Linked DNA regions of Homo sapiens: region 2 is linked to region 1. The links are chromatin contacts, found by Hi-C or POLR2A ChIA-PET in ENCODE. All regions are on one chromosome and are shown on one strand. Each heading gives the region's core, a stretch centred on a gene start or an enhancer-like site at or near the end of the contact. The rest is flanking DNA. Distances are from core to core; before and after follow the strand shown. Region 1 overlaps LOC124902934 (a long non-coding RNA gene). Region 2 holds the start of CERS5 (ceramide synthase 5).

What was found. Hi-C counts contacts between places; a loop is a spot of excess contacts on that map. ChIA-PET counts read pairs that join two places held with the same protein, here RNA polymerase II (POLR2A). Pooled maps may share reads with other maps.
Region 2: a loop to region 1 is called in a pooled map, with 1.9 times the contacts of the local background. The contact joins the promoter of CERS5 here to the enhancer-like site in region 1. A Hi-C loop is called at or near these places in 2 of 50 pooled maps. POLR2A ChIA-PET finds 5 or more read pairs at or near these places in 3 of 52 experiments (HEK293T, OCI-LY7 and WTC11).

Annotation. Positions count from the first base shown.
Region 1 is chr12:52,027,941-52,032,587 of GRCh38, reverse strand. The region is part of intron 1 of LOC124902934 (a long non-coding RNA gene); the gene reads right to left. It also overlaps a transcript of NR4A1 not described here. Among named protein-coding and RNA genes, the nearest start is that of NR4A1, 21 kb to the left of the region's middle. Within about 2 kb of position 2,710, at least 7 of the 41 ENCODE cell types and tissues checked have a DNase peak (open chromatin) inside an H3K27ac peak, as active enhancers do.
Region 2 is chr12:50,165,436-50,170,341 of GRCh38, reverse strand. CERS5 (ceramide synthase 5) reads left to right here and starts at 2,973. Exons shown (of 10, transcript NM_147190.5): 1 at 2,973-3,241. The coding sequence starts at 3,045. It overlaps LOC124902931 (a long non-coding RNA gene), which reads right to left. Exons shown (of 2, transcript XR_007063304.1): 2 at 4,719-4,906. RefSeq lists enhancers at 1,624-2,385, 2,437-2,596, 3,487-3,626 and silencers at 2,697-3,096, 3,197-3,346.

The DNA of each region.
Region 1 (4,647 bases), core at 1,461-3,960:
GCCAAGTAGGAGAGATGAATGTTCAACAATCTTGCACATAAGCAGTAAGTGCCATGGTGTTAGCCAGCGTTCTCCAGAGAAACAGAACCAATAGGATGGATATACAGAGATATAGAAAAAGATTTATTATGAGGCATTAGCTCCCATGATTATGGACGCTGAGAAGTACCCAGGATCTGCCCTCCGCAAGCTGGAGTAGTTCCAGTCCGCGTCTGAAGGTGCAAGAATCAGAGCATGGATGTCTGAAGCAGGGAAAATATGGTGTCCCACCTCAAAGAAGAGCAAATTTGCCCTTCCTCTGCCTTTTTATTCTATTCAGGTCCTTAACAGATTAAATTATGCCTGCCCATAGCGGTGAGGGCGGTCTTCTTTACTCAGTCTACTGATTCAAATACTAATCTCTTCCAGAAACAGCCTCACAAATACACCTAGAAATAACATTTTACCAGCTATTTGAGCATCCCTTAGCCCAGTCAAGTTGACACTTAAAATTAACCATCACGGTGGCTCAAGCCTGTAATCCCAGCACTTTGGGAGGCCGAGGCGGGCGGATCACTTGAGGCCGGGAGTTCCAGACCTGCCTGACCAACATGGTGAAACCCCGTCTCTACTAAAAATACAAAATTAGCTGGGCGTGGTGGCGGGCACCTGTAATCCCAGCTACTCCGGAGGCTGAGGTAGGAGAATTGCTTGAACCCAGGAGACGGAAATTGCAGTGAGCCGAAGGTTGCAGTGAGCTGAGATTGCGTCACTGCGCTCCAGCCTGGGCAACAGAGCGAGACTCCGTCTCAAAAAAAAAAAAAAAAAAATTAACCATCACAACCATAAAGAGAAAATGAAATGGAGGATGTCAGTGAGATATTTAACAGGCAGCTGTAATTTTCGCAAGGGATGGATAAGAGAAAGCTTCTCCAAGGAAGTAGCTTTTTTATTTGTTTGTTTGTTTGTTTTGAGACGGAGTCTCACTCTGTCACCCAGGCTGGAGTGCAGTAGCATGATCTCGGCTCACTGCAACCTCTGCCTCCCAGGTTCAAGCCATTCTCCTACCTCAGCCTCATGAGTAGCTGGGATTACAGGCGCATGCCACCAAACCTGGCTAATTTTTGTATTTTTAGTAGAGATGGGGTTTCACCATGTGGGCCAGGCTGGTCTCACACTCCTGACCTCATGTGATCTGCCCGCCTCGGCCTCCCAAAGTGTTGAGATTACAGGCGTGAGCCACTGTGCCTGGCGGGAAGTAGCTTTTAAACTGAGGGAAGGCTGGGCACCACTGGAGGCTCATGCCTGTAATCTCAGCACTTTGGGAGGCCGAGATGGGAGGATCATTTGAGCTCAGGAGTTTGAGACCAGCCTGGGCAACGTAAGGGAGACTTTGTTTCTACTAAAAGTAATAATAATAATTAAAAAATAGCCTGCTTGGTGTTACGGGACTATGGTCCCAGCTACTTCAGGGCGGAGGTGAGAGAATCACTTGAGCCCAGGAGTCTGAGGCTGTAGCGAGCTGTGACAGCACCACTGCACTCCAGCCTGGGCGACAGAGTGAGACCCTATCTCAAAATAAATAAACTGAGGGGAGTTTGTCGGTGGAGAGTTAGGGGAAAGGGATAAGTTGCAGGGAGAGGAAACAGTAATGAAAGAGTGCCAGCTTGTTAGAGCAGCAGAGTAAGGCAAGTGGCTGGAGGCCAGTGACTAAGGGGGACAGAGCTGGGGATGCGCGAGAGGAGCACTCAGCCCAATCCACAGGCCCTTGTGCCAGACTCTGTGCCGATGACTTTTTTCCTTTGTCTCTTCTTTCAGCAGCCATCTAAGGTGGGCACTATTTTAGTATTGAGGAAACTGAGGCTCTAAAAGGTTAAGTAGGCCAGGTGTGGTGGCTCGCGCCTGTAATCCCAGCACTTTGGGAGGCCAAGGCAGGCGGATCACATGAGGTCAGGAGTTCGAGACCAGACTGGCCAACATAATGAAACCCCGTCTCTACTAAAAATACAAAAATTAGCCCAGCATGGTGGCCTATGCCTGTAATCCCAGCTACTCAGGAGGCTGAGGCAGGAGAACCACTTGAACCTGAGAGGTGGAGGTTGCAGTTAGCGAAGATTGCACCACTACACTCCAACCTGGGCAGCAGAGCAAGACTCCGTCTCAAAAAATAATACAAAATAAAAAATAAATAAAAGGTTAAGTAAACATGTCCAGTGTCACACAGCTGAGAAGTAGCAGAGCATGGATTTGCATCCAGACCAGTGTGGCCTCAAAGTCCTTACACTGAGCTGCTATGTTATTGCTTCCCAGAGAAGTTGAGCTACCCAGAGGTGAAGGGATTTGCCCTTCATTTCATGGCTTGCTGCAGAGCTGGGACCCCCGCCTCAGAGAGTTCTGTAGATACTGTGAAGGGAGACAGGGCCTAAGGAAGGGGAGAGGGACAGGGAGGGCGGAGAAAATGCCCCTGCAGCAGCATTCCCTGAAGACCTTGCCTGTGCCCACACCCTGCCCATGTCTTTGTGCCTTTGTGTGCAAGAGTCCTTCTTGCCCAAGCTGGAACTTAGGGTTTGCTGGGGTAGAAAGATGCAGAAGTTTATAAGTGTCCACTTCTAGGGGTGTGCTGCTGGCCAGCAGCCACCGCCCTGAGGGCTGTAGGAGGGCTGGCCACTGGGGCAGCCCAGATTAGCTGGATTTTGTGTGCTGTGCCTGTTGCTAAGTAACGCTGCTCCTGCTCTCACCAGGGGAGCCAGCTCTGGTTACCGGTGACAACCCTCAAGGGAGAGTGCCTGGAGAGACATGAGGCAGGCGGGAGGGAACTGAAGGAAGCCAAGCCCTTCCCCACACAGGTTTATATGGCAGAGGGGTAGGTATTCCTTAGCTCTCTGGTGTTCTGTCTTGTGTGTGTGTGGTTTTTGTTTTTTGAGACAGGGTCTCATTCTGTTGCCCAGGCTTGAATGCAGTGATGCAACCATAGCTCATTGCAGCCTCAGCCTCCCTGGCTCAAGTGATCCTCCCACTTTTGCCTCCCAAGTAGCTGGGACTACAGGTGTATGCCACCATGCCTGGCTAATTTTTGTATGTTTTGTAGAGACGGGGTTTCACTCTGTTGCCCAGGCTGGTCTCAAACTCCTGAGCTCAAGCAATCCACCCACCTCAGCCTCCCAAAATGTTGGATTACAGGTGTGGGCCACCACACCGGCCGTCTCTGGAGTACATTAGGGGCCTGTTTCCCCTGTGCCTTGGCCATGGGCTCAGAACTGCAGGACCCACAGGCACACAAGGAGGGTGCAAAGTCATGGGCAGGGTCTGGGCACAGGCAGGGTCTTCAGGGAATGCTGCTGCAGGCGTTTGGAGGGGAATTCTGCCCCCACATCTGAGCACCAAGGAGAGAGGTGGAGTGTGTGTGCATGTATGCGTCCCTCCTGTCATTGGACAGGCAATCTGTGGTCAGGCAGATGGGGCAACTCACTCACTTTCCACTGCTCTTTTAGAAAATGTCCCACACTTCTCCAGCTGGGGGCTTCCCACCTGTCAGAAGGTCCTGGAATCAGAGTAAACAGGTCCTAGCTCCCTGGGAGTGCCTATTATGCCTATTCCACTAAAGGATTTGGGGAATACTAGAGAGATAATTTCACTTAAAGCATTAATATTTTTAGGGAGAAGTTGAATTTTGGTCTTTTTGTTTTTGTTTTTGTTTTTGTTTTTTAAAATGGAGTCTCGCTTTGTCACCCAGGCTGGAGTGCAGTGGCACCATCTTGGCTCACTGCAACCTCCGCTTCCCGGGTTCAAGTAATTCTCTGCTTCAGCCTCCCAAGTAGCTGGGATTACAAGCGCCCACCACCACGCCCAGCTAATTTTTGTATTTTTAGTAGAGACGGGGTTTCACCATCTTGGCCAGGCTGGTCTTGAACTCCTGACCTCGTAATCCACCCACCTCGGCCTCCCAAAGTGCTGGGATTACAGGCATGAGCTACCGCGCCTGGCCTGGTCTTTTTGTCTTTTAAGCAGGTATCTTTTTTGTTTTTTTGTTTTGTTTGAGACGGAGTCTTGCTCTGTCACGAGGCTGGAGTGCAGTGGCTCAATCTCAGCTCACTGCAACCTCCGCCTCCTGGGTTCAAGCAAGTCTCCTGCCTCAGCCTCCCAAGTTGCTGGGACTACAGGCATGAGCCACCACGCCCAGCTAATTTTTGTATTTTTAGTAAAGACGGGGTTTCACTATGTTGGCCAGGATGGTCTCGATCACTTGACCTCATGATCTGCCTGCATCAGCCTCCCAAAGTGCTGGGATTACAGGCGTGAGCCACTGCTCCCGGCCCCTTAAGCAGGTATCTTAAAGGCACAGAATTGGCATGGCCATAATCATTCATACTTCTCTCTTCTTTTTTTTTTTTTTTTTTTTTTTTTTTGGAGACAGGGTCTCACTTTGTCACCCAGACTGGAGTGTAGTGGCACAATCTTGGCTCACTGCAGCCTCAACCTCCTGGGCTCAAGCGATCCTCCCATCTCAAACTCCCGAGTAGCTGGGACTAAAGGCACATGCCACCACGCCCGGCTAATTTTTGTATTTTTTGTAGAGACAGGATTTCATCATGTTGCCCAGGCTGGTCTCAAACTCCTGGACTCAAGCAATCCTCCCACCTCAGCCTCTAAAAGTGCTAGAATTACAGG
Region 2 (4,906 bases), core at 1,724-4,223, 1.9 Mb after region 1:
AATGGACACAGCAGTAGGGTAGACACCTCAGATTATAAATAACTCTGTCTCCTTTGTTCGGTGTGCTCTCATGGCTAGACAGCTTTTGAGTAGCAGCACCCTTTCTGCAGAAAGTAAAGCTCTCCTTGCTGAGAGATCATTTGTTCCCGTGTTTTTTTGTTTTTGTTTTGTTTTCTTTTCTTTTCTTTTTGCAACACCAAAAACTTCATTCCCAACAGGGATACTGAGACAGGCAGATCACTTGAAGTCAGGAGTTCGAGACCAGCCTGGCCAACATGGTGAAACCCCAGGCTCTATCAAAAAATACAAAAATTAGTCGGGTGTGGTGGCACGTGTCTGTAGTCCCAGCTACTCGGGAGGCTGAGAAGGGAGGATCTCTTGAACCCAGAGGTGGAGGTTGCAGTGAGCAGAAATGGCACCACTGCGCTCCAGCCTGGGTGTGAGACTCCTTCTCACAAAAAAACATGCAAACAAACAAAACAGCCAAATTTAAAGGAGTTTTTTGTTTGTTTGTTTGTTTTGTTTTTTCTTTCCAAGACAAAGTCTCACTCCGTTGCCCAGGATAGAGTGCAGTGGTGCTATCTCAGCTCACTGCAACCTCCGCCTCCTGGGTTCAAGCGATTCTCTTGCCTCAGCTTCCCAAGTAACTGGGACTACAGACACGCACCACCACGCCCAGCTAATTTTTGTATTTTTAGTAGAGACGGAGTTTCACCATGTTAGCCAGGATGGTCTCGATCTCCTGACCTGTGATCCGCCTGCCTCGGCCTCCCAAAGTGCTAGGATTACAGGCGTGAGCCACCGTGCCCAGCCTAAAGGAGTTTGAGCAATGTATGATTCTCAAATTGGGCAGCCCCTGAATCACAGCAGATTCAGAGAGACCCAGCATATCCACAGAGACCCAGCATATTCACGTGGTGGAAGATTTATGGACAGCAAAATGAAAGTGAGGTACAGAAACAACCAGATTGGTTACAGATCAGCGTTTGTCTCATTTGAACGTGGTTGGAACAGTTGGCTACATTTGATTGGCCAAAATTCAGTGATTGGCACTGGTGTGGTCTACGTTCGATTTACACCTCCACTTGTTACAGTTCACAATGTACAGAAAACCTTTAGGCCGAACTTAAATATGTAAGGAGGCAGCTTTAGATTAAACTTGACTTAACACTAGCTACCACTTCTTACCTACATAACTTTGGGCAAGTTGTTTGGCCTCACTGGACCTCAGTTTACTTATCCAGTGGGGATAACAAGATCAACTTTATAGGGTGAAGGAGTGAAATAACCTGTGTAAAATGTTCCATGCAGTGCCTGGCACACAGGAAACCTCATCAAACATTGGCTATTTATTTTGTTTTGCCTTTAGGTCCTTTAGATATACTTTTTTTTTTTTTTTTTTTGAGACGAGTCTCACTTTGTCGCCCAGGCTGGAGTGTAGTGGCGCAATCTGGGCTCACTGCAAGCTCCGCCTCCCGGGTTCACGCCATTCTCCTGCCTGAGCCTCCCAAGTAGCTGGGACTACAGGCGCCCGCCACCATGCCTGGCTAATTTTTTGTATTTTAATAGAGATGGGGTTTCACCGTGTTAGCCAGGATGGTCTCGATCTCCTGACCTCATGATCCGCCCGCCTCGGCCTCCCAAAGTGTTGGGATTACAGGCGTGAGCCGCGCCCGGCCTTTTTTTGTTTGTTTTTGTTTTGAGACGCTCTGTTGCCTAGGCTGGAGGGCAATGGCGTGGTCTCGGCTCACTGTGATCTCCGCCTCAAGCAATTCTCCTGCCTCAGCCTCCCGAGTAGCTAGGATTACAGGCATGCACCACCACACCCGGGTAATTTTTGTATTTTTAGTAGGGACGGGGTTTCACCATGGCCAGCCTGGTCTCGAACTCCTTACCTCAGGTGATTCTTCCGCCTTGGCCTTCCAACGTGCTGGGATTACAGGCGTGAGCCACCACACCCGGCCTGCCTTTACGTATACTTTTTGAGTGCTTCCCTTTTCACTTTGTTTTTCTTCCATTTCCTTTTCCCCAAGAGAAGAATAAAAGGATTTTTGTAAACTTTTTTTATTTTTATTTTGGGACGGAGTCTTTGGTCTGTCGCCCAGGCTGGAGTGCAATGGCGCGATTTCGGCTCACTGCGACCTCCGCCTCCCAGGTTCAAGCGATTCTCCTGTCCCAGCTTTCCGAGTAGCTGGGATTACAGGCACAGCGCCACCAGGCCCAGCTAATTTTTGTATTTTTAGTAGAGACGGGGTTTTGCCATGTTGGCCAGGCTGGTCTCGAACTCCTGACCTCAGGTGATCCGCCAGCCTCGGCCTCTGAAAGTGCTGGGATTACAGGCGTGAGCCACCGCGCCCGGCCTTTTGTAAACTGTTAAGTCCATTTTTTCTGAGGAAAAGTGACTAATTTTTAAGGGATAAAGCAGTGAAAGTAGGCTGAGGTCACGGGGCACGAAGGGAAGAAAAGGTTGGGAGCGAAAAGAACTCTAGTGGCGGACAGTAGTGGGCAGGACCAGCTGACATCCAAGAGAAGCCCTGACCTGAGAGATCGATCTGGCCTCCGGGAGTGGAGACAGAGGTACCGCCTGGGTGGGAGCCGGAACGGATTCGATTCCAACAGGCTGAGAAAGGAGAATGTCCCCGTAAAGGAGCTAGGCCTGAAATAAGGGGTGTGGCCGTAGCTGGATGGAAGAGTGAGGGAGGAGTAGAAGCGTGGCCTAGACCAGCAGCAAAAGAGGGCGGGCCCAGGGCCGCCCGAGGCGTGGTCCCAGGGCCGGGCTGGGCGAGTCAGAGGCTCGGGAAGGGGCGTGGATCCCCGGAGGCGGTCCCCGGGTTGCAGTGAGGGAAGTGGGCCGGGAGGAGAGATGGGCGGTGAAGAGGCCCGGCCCTGCCAGGGAGGCGGGCGGATCCGTGGCAGTGACCAGAAGGGGCCGGAAGGGGGTGGCCGCCGGCCGGGCCCCGCCCTGGGGCCGCCTCCCCGCGGGTTCCGTTGGCTGTGGCGGCAGCTGACGCTTGTGGCGGCGGTGGCTTCGGGGTGGGCGTAAGATGGCGACAGCAGCGCAGGGACCCCTAAGCTTGCTGTGGGGCTGGCTGTGGAGCGAGCGCTTCTGGCTACCCGAGAACGTGAGCTGGGCTGATCTGGAGGGGCCGGCCGACGGCTACGGTTACCCCCGCGGCCGGCACATCCTCTCGGTGTTCCCGCTGGCGGCGGGCATCTTCTTCGTGAGGCTGCTCTTCGAGCGGTGAGAGCCCGGGAGCGAGCGGCTCGGGGGCCGGGCGCGGGCCGGGGGCGCCCCGCTGTGGGAAGGGCCGAGGGCCGGAAGCAGAACTGCAAGGAAAGCCCGGAAGCAGGGGCTGGGGGAGCTTGGGCCGCGGCGGGTGATGCTAGGCGCGTGGGCGAGGTGGTAGCCTAGATGGAGAAGGAGTTTGGGGCGTGGGCAAGAGAAAGAGTGAGGGTCTAGGGGAATGCTGGGCCCCTTCAATGTTAGATCCGGAGTTGGATTGGGGGGGTCATATAGGCCTCCTCCCAACCTCCAAGGGTCCTACAGATGAGGAAACAGGTTCAGTGTGAGCTCTGGCAGAGGCCCCGAAGAGAGGGATAGGAAGGGGCCAGGAGAACCAGAGCTAGTTGTGACCATGGAAGCCGAGGGGTCAACGCAAGGGCCAGACGTTCCAAGGGAAAGGAATGGACTCATCAGACTCTTAAGATTTGTTAGGACGCTTGAGTTTCCGAGAATTGGGGGGAACAGGATTAGTTTGGCCCTAAGAGTTGGTTTGGTATGTCAACTCATGCACGTTTGTTGGTAGGAGGGTAGAAATCTGGTTGGGATAGGGTGTGGTGGAGCCCTAGGCTTCCAAAGTAATGGAAAGATGTCAGATTAGTTGCAGAACAGGCCTTGGGGCCTGAAATGGAAGGAGGAGTGTGTTCGAAGGGATGGAGGAGAGCCACAGGGCTTTATCAGAGGACAGCTATATTGAGCCAGATTCTTTTTTCTTTTCTTTTTTTTTTTTTTTTTTTTGAGACAGAGTTTCGCTCTTGTTGCCCAGGCTGGCGTGCAATGGCACGATCTCGGCTTACCGCGACCTCCGCCTCCCCTGTTGAAGCGATTCTCCTGCCTCAGCCTCCCGAGTAGCTGGAATTACAGGCACGCGCCACCACGCCCGGCTACTTTTTGTATTTTTAGTAGAGACGGGGTTTCGCCATGTTGGCCAGGCTGGTCTGTAACTCCTGACCTCAAGTGATCCGCCCGCCTCTGCCTCCCAAAGTGCTGGGATTACAGGCGTGAGCCACCGCACCCGGCCTTGAGCCAGCTTCTAAATGAGTTTAGCAGAATTGCAGTATACTTTGTTCAACCACATGATTTCACCTTTAAGTGAATGGATCATATGTTTGTCCAAGATAAAGATATTCACTGAGGCTTTGGTGTGTGATATTATAATGTGAATTTATACCTGTGGGTGATTTTGATCAAGTCTACTCAGACTCCAAGAAAGGAGACATGTTTCTGCCATAGGCCTCAGGTAATGAGGGTGGTTCTTGGACATCTGTTCGTTTTGCCTTTATCCAAGCATAAATGATTGTAATGCAGGAATGCCCTTTCTAGGATGGGAATATGTTGCAGGTGAAATAATCTGTTAATTTCTGAAAGATAGCATCTGTTTGGGATTGCTTCTTTGATTTGCCTACTGTTTTTGACTCAAGTCTTTCAAAATCTTGTGTTCTATTTAGCTAGTCACGCATCCATTTATTCGTAGTATTTGTGCATCATCATCATCAAAATGCTCTGCCAGACGTTCAAGTGCAAAAATAAAGATGCTTAAGTGAAGCAAATGAAACCCAAAGATCTAAATGGCTTTCCTTGGCCCTCAGGAACTTAGTGTAGCAAGGTTTTTTTTTTTTTCTTTTT